Linked DNA regions of Homo sapiens: all the other regions are linked to region 3. Evidence: chromatin contacts called from ENCODE Hi-C or POLR2A ChIA-PET data. All regions are on one chromosome and are shown on one strand. The core of a region is the stretch at or near the end of the contact, and the rest is flanking DNA. Distances in the headings are between cores, read along the strand shown. Region 1 has its middle 870 kb from the start of LINC01966. Region 2 has its middle 810 kb from the start of LINC01966. Region 3 has its middle 530 kb from the start of LINC01966.

What was found. Hi-C counts contacts between places; a loop is a spot of excess contacts on that map. ChIA-PET counts read pairs that join two places held with the same protein, here RNA polymerase II (POLR2A). Pooled maps may share reads with other maps.
Region 1: a loop to region 3 is called in a map of B cell, with 4 times the contacts of the local background. The contact joins two enhancer-like sites. A Hi-C loop is called at or near these places in 3 of 168 maps with a recorded cell type or tissue (B cell, GM12878 and OCI-LY7), 32 of 37 single-sample maps with no recorded cell type and 13 of 50 pooled maps.
Region 2: a pooled map shows a loop between it and region 3 (11-fold over the local background). The contact joins two enhancer-like sites. A Hi-C loop is called at or near these places in 9 of 37 single-sample maps with no recorded cell type and 4 of 50 pooled maps. POLR2A ChIA-PET finds 5 or more read pairs at or near these places in 1 of 52 experiments (OCI-LY7).

What each region holds. Positions count from the first base shown.
Region 1 is chr2:145,751,073-145,754,070 of GRCh38, reverse strand. No RefSeq gene overlaps it. Among named protein-coding and RNA genes, the nearest start is that of LINC01966, 870 kb to the right of the region's middle. RefSeq lists an enhancer at 1,987-2,036. Within about 2 kb of position 1,735, at least 12 of the 41 ENCODE cell types and tissues checked have a DNase peak (open chromatin) inside an H3K27ac peak, as active enhancers do; they include B cell, where a contact is called at or near this core.
Region 2 is chr2:145,691,777-145,694,805 of GRCh38, reverse strand. No RefSeq gene overlaps it. Among named protein-coding and RNA genes, the nearest start is that of LINC01966, 810 kb to the right of the region's middle. Within about 2 kb of position 1,470, at least 4 of the 41 ENCODE cell types and tissues checked have a DNase peak (open chromatin) inside an H3K27ac peak, as active enhancers do.
Region 3 is chr2:145,410,349-145,413,585 of GRCh38, reverse strand. No RefSeq gene overlaps it. Among named protein-coding and RNA genes, the nearest start is that of LINC01966, 530 kb to the right of the region's middle. RefSeq lists an enhancer at 1,187-1,346. Within about 2 kb of position 1,950, at least 3 of the 41 ENCODE cell types and tissues checked have a DNase peak (open chromatin) inside an H3K27ac peak, as active enhancers do; they include B cell, where a contact is called at or near this core.

The DNA of each region.
Region 1 (2,998 bases), core at 486-2,985, 340 kb before region 3:
AACTGCCAATGTAGTGCATTGTTCTTGAGTTTCCACAGTCCTTCCTTCTCTATCTCCATCCTTTTACAGCAAGCATTTCTCCTCTTGTAAACAAACAAACAAACAAAAAGAAAGCAGTAATTATTTTTTCAAACACTTTCCTAATATAAGTTCTGGAAACATCTGCCTTCTTTCTACACTTTGTAAGCACAGGTTTGGGGTCCAGCAAGCGGTATTTTAAAAGGGCCATGATTATCTGGTACTAGAAACAGCAGCAGCAGCTCCTAATTCAGATCTTTTAAATCGGTCTTCTCAGAATACATACATTTGGAGTATTTGAAAACTTGGTCCTCTGAGGCCTGTTCCTTCTTCTCCCTGGATCTTACCTTTAAATGGCTGAAGATATAATGCCTCAGAGACTTAAGGTGAGTGGAGATAGATTTGCTAGGTCCCAGAGTAATCAGAAAGGCAAAATAGCTTTGTAACTCTGTCTCTCTCTGCATTATTCCCTGAAGAGCAGCTGCAGCAGAGTGTGGACCCCGTGTTTGCACATGGCAGAAACTGGGCTGCCTCACATTTAAGGCCTAAGTTAGCCAACTTGTCAATGAATGCCATTAGTGCAGACGGGCCACAGGCACTCAGGGATGGAGTGGCAGGCAAGCTCAGATCAGCTAAGGAAGAGCAGGCATCGGGTGGTAACAACTTTCAGTCATTACTGACCTGGGCTCTATTCAAACCAGTGACCTAGAAATGAAGGGCTCCAAATCCCATTACTAATTCCCCGAGCCATCAAGTCTCCCCTATGGCCTGGATCTTGTCCTGAAACCCAGGTCTCCTGTTGAAATAGCATTAAGACAGCAGCCACTGCGTTGGCAGGCAAGGTTTTTAAAATAAAGGGAGGGGAGGGAATGTGCACGTAGAGAGTTGGCTTTAATTATTACTTTAAAGTTTTTCAGCTCCTTTCAACCTAAAAACCTGAACCTTCTTTAAAGTCACATGCTTGCCAGCCAGCACAAAAATGGTGTTCAAACAAGCACAGCTTTTTTATTTTGTTTGAATGGTGAAAATACACAAGCCCCCTCCCAAATCAAGGAATAATGAGAGGAAACCAAATGAGAGGAAGTTGTTGGAAAGCAAAGAAAGAGATTAAATGAGTATTGCGAGGACAAGAATATTTACTGCCAAAATAAGAAAAGGAGCTAAATGAAAGCACCCTTAAGCCGCGTTCTTCCTCACTTCTTATCTCTCTGTCACTCTCTGAATCCCTCTCATCAAAGAGGGACAATTATTTTTAAGTAAAAATGTGGGATTTTTGTCAGTGAGGTGAAGCCCATGCAAAGTGAGCTGGATTAAAAACTGCATGTAAAGTTCTGTCTCGTGTTTTAAGCCAAAAGCTCCAACTTTACAAACTGTCCTGTAGATGGGGCTGTACTCTGCAATTCTAAGATCACTGCCTCAACAATGAAGCAATTGTTTCCTGTCTCCACTTAGCAATTCCTCCCTCTCTTTCAGTTCTTTCTGCTTGCATGTTCTATTTATTTTAATGTATACCTTTGTGTAGAGCCTGTCTCTGAGTGGTTAGATACCCCGTTGATATGTGGCCTTCAAGGGGGAAAAGGGAGTGCAGCCTATTCCCATGACATCCTAAGGCTTTGTAGAGCCAAAAAAACCTTCTCAGGAACACCTAATCCTTGGGCTCTGTCCAAGTACCACAATCTCTCTGTACAACTGACATGGGCCACTTGGGACACTTGAGAGTTTTAGGTGTGTCTCTCTGAAGTCAGCCCCGGCCAAGCATGAGGCAAATGTGCCCGACCAAAGAAAATAAATTATGTGGACTCCAATTTTCAGCAGTTATGAAGTATTGAATTACACATGCAAAGAATTCACTTTGGGATTAACCCTTTGGAACCGAAACACAATCTTGTCACAATGCCTGAGAAGGGAGCATGCTCTGAGTGAGGCCTGACTTTCCAAAGACACAGAGGTTGCTGACCAGGAGACAGAGATGCTCAATGCAATAAGAATGGAGATAAATGCAAATGTCTTATGTGGGCATGGAAGAGGGTATATGTCGGGGTTCTGCCCTGTCTCTGGATAGGCTGTTGCTGGCATTGTAAAGTTTAAGGATTCACTGCAAAGGCCACTTCAGCACTTAACGGGAATGCATCTTAGCATAATTCACACAGTCCCTGTGGCTGCTTCTTCATTCAGATTTAGAGAAGTGGTTGAAAGCCACTGGAACTTGACTGAAATCACAACTACAGAACCCCTGAAACGGCATTCATCCTCCATGACTCATTGAGCGATAGAAAAGGACATCCTGTCCTACCCCTTTAAGAATTCCTAGTTCCCCATAACCGTCTGAAGCACTAAGCTGTGAGTACACGACATAGCTGAAATTTAACACATAAACCCTGGAGTAGAAAAACAAAACAAGGCCATTTGTTTTCCCCTATAAAGCTATTTATTTACCAAATGACCATAGAAAGCAAACCTCCAACAATAACAGGAAACAATCAATCTTGAAAAACTTAGGGAAAAATTTTTTTGGAGCAAAGTTAACTTTTTAATAAAGTAGGTGTCTTGGGTATGCAAAGCAGGATGTCAGGAAACAGGCAACCTTGCCCCTCTTCCCCTCAGGTTATTATCAGAAAATGTGTGATCTACAGGAGGGACACTGTTTTGGGACTGATAAGCTGTGTCTACATAAAGATCCCTCACTTATTTCACATGTGCCCTGGAGGAAATAGAACTGTACAACGATATCCCTGGGAGACACTGTGGACCTCATCCACTGCCCTCATATTATCCAATGAAGAAACTGAGTTGCTCAAAGTTGCAACAGATACAGCTAAAAGCAGTAGGACATTTTATGTAACTTATTTCTAAAACAACAAATCTCTAATCAGAGAAATATCTCTATGTCTCAGTTGCTCTTGCCTGTTCAGAGGGATGATAACTATCTTTTCAAGTACTTGCTATTTTGAGTTATATGGAATATTTTGAGACACATGTA
Region 2 (3,029 bases), core at 221-2,720, 280 kb before region 3:
GTACATTTTGTTGAAGGCATATTATACTTCAATAGGGTTGATTTTAAAAATTAAGCACATACTGGGTTATAAAGAAAGTCTTTACTAAATTTGTGACTTAGTATCTTTCTGTCTGCCCTCAACAATTAAACAATTTCTCTGATCCTAAGTTTCCCAAGTCCTTATCAGTTTCATTAAGATGAAAAGCAATAATGTGTAATGCATGTGAAAAGGGCACAATAAATGTTTATTTGTTTTACTCATCCTATTTCCCACTTATAGAAATATTCTAGTAACTTATAGAAATATTATAATTGAAAAATTGTGGCTTCTTTACTTTTGTTATGCTTTTCTAATAAATTTTACCATTCATTTTGTTACAACTCTGCCCCTAGGTCATTAGACCACAGTGTGTGCTATCATTGTTAAAATATAGAGTTGCCGTCTTTCATTCAGAGAGTACCTACGTAATCTGCCAGTTCTATCAGCTAAACAATATTTTATATAAGAAGCAGACATTTGCTGAATTGATTTAAATTTTGGTACTCGTATTCTAAATTGTCTAGTCATTTTTTATTTTAAAACTTTTTATTAAATATATGCTATACATCATCGTAAATTTTCTGTAGTGATAGAAAAATGGAAAAGACAGATCACAGCATCATGTAACTAACATCTCAAAAAAAGTATTGAAGATATAACTAAGAAAACTGAGCAGGAGAATTTTCATGGGAGCATAGTTGTTTAAATATTTTCTGGATGGTAATTAACTTATCATCTGGTTGCTTCAGATATTTTTTATACCTTTGACTTAGTAAAAGCAGTGATCAATTTATTAGAGGAAAAAAATCTGTTGAATTTAGTAGTATTTTCCAAGTATATATATAAGAAGTAAAAATAAAATCTTGGAGATCATTGCATGCATTATCAGTTTTCTGACTTATTACAAATCCAAGTTAGTCTTGTTTGGTTCTACTTAAATCAGATATTGTTTCTAAAACTAATAAATATCAGAACTAGTGGCCAGATCTAGAAACTTCCTCCCTTAAACCTATTCAAGTTAGTCAAACATAGTCAAGCATAGTCTTCCCAAATCACCTTGAGAAAATCTGTTCACCAAAAATCAGATGTCTGGTCATATCAGATGTCAATTATTTTACTTACTTTCCAGGAGGAAATACATCATCAACGACAACGAAAGGATCTGTGATTGTAAAAGTTATTCCTTTTACAAATATTTAGATTTCTAGTTTTAATCTATTTAAATTTCATATTTTAAAAATTGATTTGTTTTACCATATTTCAAAAAAAAATTCAAAGTTGCTGCATGTGAATTTTAAAACCTGTGACTTCTCAGATGAGTTCATGTTTACCAGCAGGGCTCACCCATAAAGGCCGGCTGAATATCCAGTGTACTTTCCCTTCACTGTGGTCAGTGAATCAGCAAGTGTTACAGGAGTTCAGCGTGAAATGCCAGGTGCTATTTCAACAGTCCTTCTTTCACAATGCTTAGGGTGGGGTCACTCTGGTAGACCCTGATAAGGTTACTGGAACTGAGTTCCTGGGGTGGTCAAGTTAACATCCTCTAAGCTCATGCTCTCTGAATGTAGAAGGTAGTCACAGAGACCTGGTTCCCTTTTTTGGGCTAAAGGCTACTCAACCGCAAGCTGCTTATTAAACTCTGTCTGGAAAATATTATTCACTGAAATCATGTCTCAATAGCACAGAGTTTAATTTTGTAATTAACCAAACCATCTGTCATTGCAAGGCTCTCTTAAGGGCATCCAAATGGGAGAACTTATAGAACCTTGCATGGTGAGTGGTAGTGAATGGCTGTGAGAAGGAAATGGTATGAATTTCAAATGATAGCTACAAATAGATTGTCAACTTATGAACTCAGAACAAACTACTTTCCTAAAGAGATGCTCCTGCATCTTTCCATAAACAGATTATTGCCCTTTTCATAAAATATTTAGCTCTTTGCTTTATAAAGTAAAGTTCATATGAACATAAATGTTGCTGCAAAAGACCGTCCATCTGTGTTTTTGCTGTGTGTGAATAATAGCAACATTTCCTTGAAAACTTAAGAATACTTACTAAATAATCAACGAGTATTAATCAGTTATATAATTTATTCTTCCTTCTAGATTTCGAGGCTTTCTGTCTTGCTGCATTAAACATCCATAGATATTTACATTACATGCAAATCAAAGATATCAAGAAATAAGATCTCTAGAGGTGATAAAACATTATTTGTTGGGCATGCCTTGAATCAGGTTTGAATTAGGTTTACTTATTTAATGATACATATTTGGGTCTGGCATCATCCAAACAGCTCTGAACTAATAGCCCAGACAGGATCTTAATGACAATTTTTTACTTTGGTGGTTTTGTTTTTGCATGTACATTTAAAAAGTATCAGAAAATTTGTACAAATTTAAAAATTAAATATTTTGAAACCTTAAAATCAAATATAGATACAGCTATATCTTTATACTTGTAATATATTTACTAAATAAGGTGAAGTCACAAGGATGGGAAATTATTCTGAGTAATTCAATTTACACAATTCTTTTCACCTTTTAGTAGTTTATATGATTAAATTTTGATACTATGTAGTCCACAGGAGGAATGAATAAATGCCAGAAAAGTAATGGTGATAGATACAAATTGATTGTTAGACTTCCTCAATACCTTGGCCCATTGATATTTAAAGTTTTAATTAATAGCTGAATAGGTGCTTTAATGGTCAAGTAGGATATTTGGTTCTCAATAACCTATAACATCTCAAAGTTAATATTGAAATGCCACTTACACACGTCCTTTCCTCTAGTGGTGAGGATGGACAGGAAAAAGCAGTTCTAGACCCTGAAAAAGTTGGTTTGTATGGGTTAGCTATTTTCCGATGAGATCAGTCTAGCGCTGCCACCTGCACTCCAAAACATTGGTCCCAAAGGAGTCATGATGTCATTATGCCAACACCATCACATCTCAGTGTTGTTATATTGAGTCAGCCAAACTTGGCCCCATATTGGTCTGGTTCCTGTTCT
Region 3 (3,237 bases), core at 701-3,200:
ACTTAAATATGGTAAGCCTTTAAAAGAGAGACTAGGTCCTTCCTGAAGAGGAAGGTTTAAAGCAGCAGACACTCTCCTGCTTGCCTGAAAGAAGGAAGTTGCCATGTTGTAAGAGGTCTATGGAGGGTGCCATATGGCAAGGACCTGAGAGAGGCCTCTGGCAGCTGAGAGTGCTCCCTGGACATCAGCTGGCAAGAAAACAAGAGCTTCAGTCATAGAGCTGCAAGGAGTTGAATTCTGCCAACAACCATGTGAGTTTGGAAGAGAATCCTGAGTTACAAAGAGTAATGCTGCCTAAATGACACTTTGTTTGCAGCCTTGGGAGGCATGGAGGAGAGGTCCCAGTGAAGCCAGACTCCAGACCTACAGAAATGAGAAGGAATAAATATGTGTTATCTTAATCAGCAAAGTTTGTGATAATTTGTTATGCAGCCATAAAAAACTAAGACAATCACCACACCCAAATGCCCTTTATTGTTCTTTTTACCTGTTAATTTCATCTTTCTAATCTCACCTTCTTCATGAAGCTTTAAATACAATCTCCTTGCATAATAATCCCACATATCTTACTACCTTTAGCACATATTGTCTGAGCAAGTGATAGAATACGTAGTAGCGGCAACGTTTTCTCTTTGAATCATATCTTCCCAGTTGAGAAAAGAGTTCTTTCAGTAGAGGAACCATCTCCTACACTTATTTATATACCCCACAGCCCTTAAAAGTGTCACTGGTTATAAGAGATACTCAATAAATAATTAACAAATTACTCATAACTTCACTTTTACAATATGTCATGGTCATTATATCACTATTCAAATCATCTCTTATGAATTCTGAAGCACATGGTAAGGAAAAAATGAAGACTCCATAGTTAGAGTCAACTGGCCAGATGACATCTTAGACTTCAAAATACTGCATCAGCAAACTCCAATTTATATCAGTTGTACATAATATTCTTCAGGAAAAAGTATAGCAAAACTTCTGAACTCAAAGCCCATAGAACTTTTGTAAAATTTTCTGGCTATTATATTTGCCAGTAAGCAAGGAGATTTGTAGAATACAACTTTGATGCACACAGACTCGGAAGACAGCTGAAAAGAAGCTAAGGCAGAGCACATGTGTGCTGTTTATAGGCAAACACGTGCCACATCACCCACTACCCAGGTGGACATATCTCCTCTAAAGCTGTAATGGCGAGTCAAGTAACCTGTTCAAAAACCCCACAATCTCCTAACCACAGCCACCTGGCTTGTAATTATAGACTTTATTATAAATAGATATAAGCTTTGAGTGATTAGTTATTGTGTACAAAGTATTCAACCGTGGACCACCTGATTTTCACATACTGCTGTACCTTCTCCTTCCTTTGATGCATCTTGGCTATTAATGGAAAAACACCTGTTTCCTGATAGTTCTCTGAGCTATAGAGACGTACATTTATATAGAAACAGCTGGGAGAAAGGTCCTTGTGAAGGACAACAAAATCCAATTCTTACCATCACAAAACTTCCTCCTGGAGCTGCTGATGGAAGCAGTTAAGCCTGCCTTGCATCACTCCTACACAAGCTACAACAAACAAAGTGAAGCTAGGGAGAGTCTTTAACTACTGTGGAAGGATTAAGAAAATCCTACAGCAATAAGGCTGGGATTTCCATTTGATCCTAGAAACAGAAAACGTTTCTAAACCCACAGGTGAATGACATAAACGGAAAGCCAGGAGCGAGGCTGCAAGTGTTTATTGCGTTCCTCTCACATCTTTTTTCAGCACCTGCACATACCTACAGTCTTTCCTCCCCAATGCCCAGGAGCACGGGACATCCAGCTACACTGATAAACTAGCAGCAGCTCAAGAAAATGAATGATGACAGGAAATGAAAGTGACAGTGACAGTTTGTGGTTGTTTGATTTCTTAAATGCAATGAATGGTGGCCACAGAGTTTCCTGTCAACAAGTGTCTGGATAGAAAAATGAAAAAGCAATCAAAACAGTAACTGACACTTCAGGGCATTTCAGGGAAGCCCAGGGCTCACTGTGCAACAAAACCACCTGCTTAGTGTTCTCCATGGGAACTACCACTCACCCTGAGAGGAATTATCAGGATAAAGCCAAGGTGGGTGGGTGCAATGCCAGCTCATTAGTTTAATCTCCAAGGAAAGGTGGACCAAATGATAAAATTCTGGACTAAATGACCTCTGTGGTCAAATCCAGTGCAATGCTCTGTGGTCAATTCCAGTGTAAAGATTCTAGAAATAATACAGGATGAAGGGGTAGGAAATGTGACCCTAATGCAGATACCATTAGTAATTTAATTATAGGAACTTCAATTAATTTACTTCTCTCTGCCTTAATCCCTCCTCATGTAAAAATGCTACCCTTCCTTTCTGTCTTTAAGCCAGAAATCTGCTAGTTGTATGAGTTACAGGAAGAAGATCCACAATATTAGAGACACAGGGAATTAATAAACAATCGTATACAAGTATCTGGAAAAAGAGAAGAGCACTGAATTTGATATTGAACACGTTTTCTTGGCCTAATGAACATAACTGCATCCCACCATGTTTTCATCTCATCTCTCCCCTGTGACATCCCTACTGTCAAGCCAGAGTTCTTGCCATTTTCTGCTTTGAATCTTGATCTAGCCCTACCTCTTGACTTTATCCCAGTCTGATTTCCACTTCTATCAACTCTATCTAAGTGCTAGCTCCCCGTTCTCCAGCAAGTGGCCCTGCCTATCACCTTCACCCCAATGCGTTCCTCTCCACTCAGAGAAATGTGAACCTGTATCGCATGGTGTAGCCTTTCTTCTTGAAATTCTTCTCTCCTTTTTTTAATCCTTAAAAAAGAAAATGCTTTAGAGAAATATGACTGTAATTAACAACTGACAAAAATATCTGGGCTTGAGCTGAAGTGGGAAATCACAAACGTTAGTTACTTATTTTCTCATGCAGTTACCATTTGTTCTCTTTTCTCAGGGAAGTTGAAAGACCTGAGGTTCAAACTTAATAAGGCCCCATACTGTTTCTAAGAGTATTTGCAACATGTAAAGTATAAGTCAGTGCATTGCTGATATTTAAATTTGTTTTCACTCATCTGAGCTATTACACAGTATGCAATCCCTAAACCCTTCATAATAAAGAACACACATTTCTCAGCCACGAAAGGGAATGAAAGATTCAGCAATTTAAGCTCTCCGGTACTAGAAAGGTGACAAAACATTTATGTGTATCCAATCCATTC